2 separate regions of the Homo sapiens genome follow, and region 1 is linked to region 2. Evidence: read pairs that join two places in POLR2A ChIA-PET (ENCODE). Cell type or tissue: HCT116. All regions are shown on one strand.

What was found. Peaks named below come from ENCODE experiments on the same cell type or tissue, not always from the same donor. Only the 100,000 strongest peaks of a DNase experiment are listed, where the experiment ranks them.
Region 1: POLR2A ChIA-PET joins it to region 2 with 16 read pairs; 28 of 35 experiments call an interaction of 5 or more read pairs at or near these places.

What each region holds. Positions count from the first base shown.
Region 1 is chr20:34,943,342-34,945,841 of GRCh38, reverse strand. The region is part of intron 3 of GSS (glutathione synthetase); the gene reads left to right. Among named protein-coding and RNA genes, the nearest start is that of GSS, 11 kb to the left of the region's middle. In HCT116, no CTCF peak of the experiment used is centred here; a DNase peak (open chromatin) is centred at 1,481.
Region 2 is chr20:34,875,098-34,877,597 of GRCh38, reverse strand. It overlaps ACSS2 (acyl-CoA synthetase short chain family member 2), which reads right to left and starts at 986. Exons shown (of 18, transcript NM_018677.4): 1 at 775-986. The coding sequence starts at 952. RefSeq lists silencers at 698-1,127, 1,208-1,347 and enhancers at 1,618-1,667, 1,688-1,767. In HCT116, a CTCF peak has its summit at 1,647; a DNase peak (open chromatin) is centred at 1,307; H3K4me3 peaks cover 2,012 bases; H3K27ac peaks cover 1,424 bases.

The sequences.
Region 1 (2,500 bases), 68 kb before region 2:
GGTACCTCCAAAGAACAAAAAGTCATAGGAGTCAGGAAAGCTGGCTTCTAATCCTGGCTCGACCAGTTATTTATATGGCCTCAAGCCACTCCCTTTCCTTCTCTGGGCCTAAGGTTTCTTCATCTGAAAAATGAAGAGACTGGCTTAAATCCAAGATCCCTTTATTGTTGACATTCTGTAATCCGTGACACCCTACTTTGAAGACTGATATTTCCATTTGGAATTAGGGGAAGTCAGCCTGGTTTTGGAGGAAAACAGAGGTAGGGAAGGTTATTGGGTTAAAGTCAGATTTTCTACTTCTCCTAAGCAGCGACACTTTCTTGTCACCTCAGGCCTCTCATCTTTGGATGGGATGGGGTACAGACTGGGCCACACTCAGGGCATGAGGAAGCAACCTCTGAAATGGTTCAGCCCATCCGCCCTTCTCTGTCTCTTTCCCTTGATCTTTTTTTTTTTTTCTTCAGATTCTGGGGCAATTTCTTAAAATTTCTTTATTTATTTTAGAATTAAATATATATAGGCTGGGCGCGGTGGCTCAGGCCTGTAATCCCAGCACTTTGGGAGGCCGAGGTGGGTGGATCACTTAAGGTCAGGAGTTTGAGACCAGCCTGGCCAACATGGTGAAACCCCGTCTCTACTAAAAATATAAAAAAATTAGCTGGGTGTGGTGGCGGGTGCCTATAATCCCAGCTACTTGGGAGGCTGAGGCAGGAGAATCGCTTGAACCCAGGAGGCAGAGGCTGCAGTAAGCCAAGATCACGACACTGTACTCCAGCCTGGGCGACAGAGCGAGACTCCATCTCAAAAAAAAAGAAATAATAATACATATATATATGTATATATATTCATTGTAGAATTAAATATCTAGAAATATTATGTATTTACATATACATGCTAGATGTGTATATACTGTACAGGTTGAGCATCCCTAATCCAAAAATCCAAAAGCTGAAATGCTCCAAAATTCAAAACTTGTTGAACACCACATGACTCTACCAGTGGAAAACGCCACGCCTGATGTCATGTGACAGGTGCAGTCAAAACACAGTCAAAAGTTTGTTTCATGCACAAAATTAATTAAAATATTGTATAAAATAATCTTCAGGCTATGAGTATAAGGTGTATATGAAACAAATGAATTTTGTGTTTAGACTTGAGTCCCATCCCCAAGATGTCTCATTACGTATATGCAAATCTTCCAAAATCCGAAAGACTTCTGGTCCCAAGCATTTCGGATAAGGGATATCCAACCTGTAATTGCATGTCTTTGATTAATTTTTCAACAGAAATTAGACTTTTGTTGGAGACAAAATCTTTTAAAAATGTGTGGGTGAATATGAGAAGGGGTCATAATGGTAAGAAGCTTGGAAACCATTGACTTGTAGCCAAAAACCCAATGAGTCATGAATGTATGAATCTGCCCACCACCTTGCCCCTGAGCTGTTTCTTGGAATGGGCCCAGCTTTGTACCTGCAATCCTGGATTGTGGGAAACATGAGCAGCCTGGCTTATAACCCTAATGATGCAATTATGAAGGAGACTTGCAGCTCATCTTTGCAACCCCTGCCTTCTCTGTTCCTCTCTCCTCTCATACACATATAAACCCTAGTTCCTAAGGGAGAAGAGCCCCCTACAAAACATGAAGGGGAGCACCTCTTCAGAAAAAGGAAAGTGTGTCTCAACTTCCTTGGAGGCTGAAGCCCAGCTGGGACTCTCCTCCTAACCAAGGGCTGGCATGAGAGAGCTCACCCTTGGGAGAGAGCTGGCTGAGGAGCAGAGGAACTTCAGGGCAGGCCTGGGCTACTTGGCTTCCCCCCACTGGTCTGCTGTGACGTTTCTGTAACAAGGTGATTCAGGCTTGAGCAGGTGTGCAGAATCCACCCTGAATCTCAAAGGGCAGTAAGTGTGATGTTAATCACCTGTGGATTCCTTCTTACTGTGGCTCTTGTTGAGACTTCAGAAAACCATACTGGATAGGCCCCTAACACATGTCACATGTCATGGCAGTACACTGAGCTGTGACGATGAGCCTGCATAGACACAGCCATTACCTTCATGAGGTTTATAGTCAAACAGGAGAGATGACACTAATCATCACACAAAGAAAATGTAAAATTGCAACTGCAGTCAGTGCTGTAAAGGAGTGGTTCTTAGTTCTATGAGAACACATAGTAGGGGGATCTGACTCAGATAGGGAAGGCTTCCCTGAGGAAATCACATCATATGAGGACTAGTTGAAGAAGAAACAAACAAACAAAAAAAACCCAGGATATTTAGCTTGGGTCAGAAAAATCTTATTGGTGCACAGGGCATAACTGCTGTCTTCTAATCTCCAAGGGCTGCTGTGGAGGAGGAGGAGAAGGCTCACCCTGGGAGGTCGCAGAGGGTAGGAAAAGCTATGGAGAGTTAGTATTAGGTCAACCAGAAGGCTTGCCAACCATCAGAGCTATTCAAGTAGAATAGATACATCATGTCATTTTCTAGCTCTTCTTCGGTGCAG
Region 2 (2,500 bases):
GATCCGCCCGCCTCGGCCTCCCAAAGTGCTGGGATTACAGGCGTGAGCCACTGCTCCTGGCCGATTTTCCTCATACATTTTAACAGACATGGAACCATCTATCAGAACTTCTGAACTATTACTAATACAATCCCAGCCCAAGTTAAAAAAATAAATAAAACAACTTGACATCGTAGTAACTCGTTCAGTCTTATACCGCGTAATTTCCATTAGGATGTCCGATATACTAAAAATAGATCGGGGACTCCATTACTAATCTGAGGACCCCAAGATGGGAACCAGACCCGTTATTGCCCTCAACAGTTCACAGGTTAAGGGTCTCAGGAGGCAGTGGCTGAGCTGGTGTGAAAGGGAAGCAAAGAAAGTTCTATTCGTGGCCCTCCTCCCTTCAAGGCTCCCGTCGCCCCTTAGAGACCCTCTTTTCGCCTCAGGAACTCCCCTTCTCTTCCCATGAAACTTTCACTCTCTTGGCCGACCTCCCCGTCCCAATCTCAAGGAACCTCACTTCTTCCCTCACGGAATCCCGCGTCTCCTCGCAAAAACCCGCATCTCCACCACGGACCCTCCAAGTCTGCAGGGAACTCCCCAGCTCCCATGGAACCCTCGTCTCCTCCCGGAATCCCTTTTCCATTTTCAAAGAACCGCAATTCTTCCTTCACAGAACCTCCATCTCCTCACCCACCCCTCAGCTTCCCAAGGGAGCCCCCGACTCCCCCAGGGAGCCCCCACTCTTCTCCTCACTGACACCCCAGGCCCGCCCGGGCCGGGCCTCACCCCGCGGCTCCTCCACGGAGCGCCGGTGCAGCTCGCGGTAGCGCTGCAGCGAGGGGACGTGCGCGGAGCGGCTGACCTCGGGCGGCGGAGACCAACTCCGCGCCCGGCCTCCGGCTCCAGCTTCCTCCTGGCCCCGGCTCCCGCTGCCGCTCCGGACCCGCTCCTCAGGAAGCCCCATCACGTCAAGTTCCTAGAACCGCGGCCGCCTTTGCGGTCGCGGCGGGTGCCGGGACTGAGAAAACAGGCCGAACTAGAGGCGGGGCCTCCGTAGAGGGGCGGGGCCTGGTGAGTGGGGGAGTGGCTTAGTCTGGCGGGTGGGCGGTGCCAGAGGGGGCGGGGCCGTGTCTGGTTGGGGAGGGATCGAGGTTGGCAAGGACAGAAATACTATAAGGAAAAGTCGAGGGATAGGGGTGGAGCTGACTTGCCGGAAGGAGTGACGCCGTCGAGTGAAAGCAGAAGGGGCGGGGCCGGGTGTGACAAGGGAGAGGGTGGAACCGTGGAGTGCCAAGGGAGGGGCGGGGCCAGGCGGGACAGGAGAGGAGGTGGGCCCATGGAGTGATGGGGAGTAACCCGGCTGGTTGTGACAGGAGAGGAGGCAGAGCCATGGAGTGACCAGAGTGGGGTGGGGTCTTGGAGTGACAGATAAGGGGTTGGGTTAAGGCAAGGATCGAAAGGGAAAGGGATGGACTAAGGAGAGGAGTTGAGTAAGGTCCATCGCGGAGCCGCCCCGTGATCTGATTGCACAGTCCTGACTATCACCAGTTCCTTCCAGGTGACACCCTTCCCTCCAGGTCCCCCCTCTCTGAGCCACACCCACATTCTCGTCCTCCGGAAAAACTTCTCCCATGACCTTGAGGGCATGCTCTGGCGACAGCACCTCCTCTCTGCTCACCCTGGAACCAGCTCAGATTTTCTCCCTCTTATGAGGACATGTCTTCAATCTCCTTGCCTTCACAAATCTCCATCCAGATCTAAAGTACAAGACTCAATAAGTGAAGACTAGGAGACACCTTCAGGTTTTTTGTAATAAGCCCACCTCCTAATTGCACAAATGGCAAACCCAGGAAAGGGAAGGAACTGGTGCACAGTCAGAGAGCAAATAACGACCAAGTTAGGGCCAAAGCTAGGTTCTTTGACTCCAGATTTGGTTTTACTTCCTCGTCAGGCTTGAAGCTAAGGCTTGTAAAATATCAAAGTCTGTGCAAATAGGAAAAATCATTCACATTCTCTTTTTTTGTTGTTGTTTTTGTTTTGAGATGGAGTCTCTCGCTCTGTCGCCCAGGCTGGAGTGCAATGGCACAATCTCGGCTGACTGCAACCTCTGCCTCCTGGATTCAAGCAATTCTCCTGCCTCAGCCTCCCGAGTAGCTGGAATTACAGGTGCACACCACCACACCCAGCTAATTTTTGTATTTTTAGTAGAGATGGGATTTCACCATGTTGTCCAGGCTGGTCTTGAACTCCTGACCTCAGGTGATCTGCCCGCCTTGGGCTCCCAAAGTGCTAGGATTACAGGCGTGAGCCACCACACCTGGCCCACATTCTCTTCTTTCCTTCACAATCTCTTTACTCCACCAAGGGAAACCCCCACCACCACCACCACAACCTGGGCTTAATTACCTCTAGCTTCTCTCTAGCCCCTCCACCCCAGAAAGAAGTCAGGCAGGACCCTCCTCCATCTCTCACCTGCACTCACCACAAAGAAGTGCCCACCTCACCATCATTT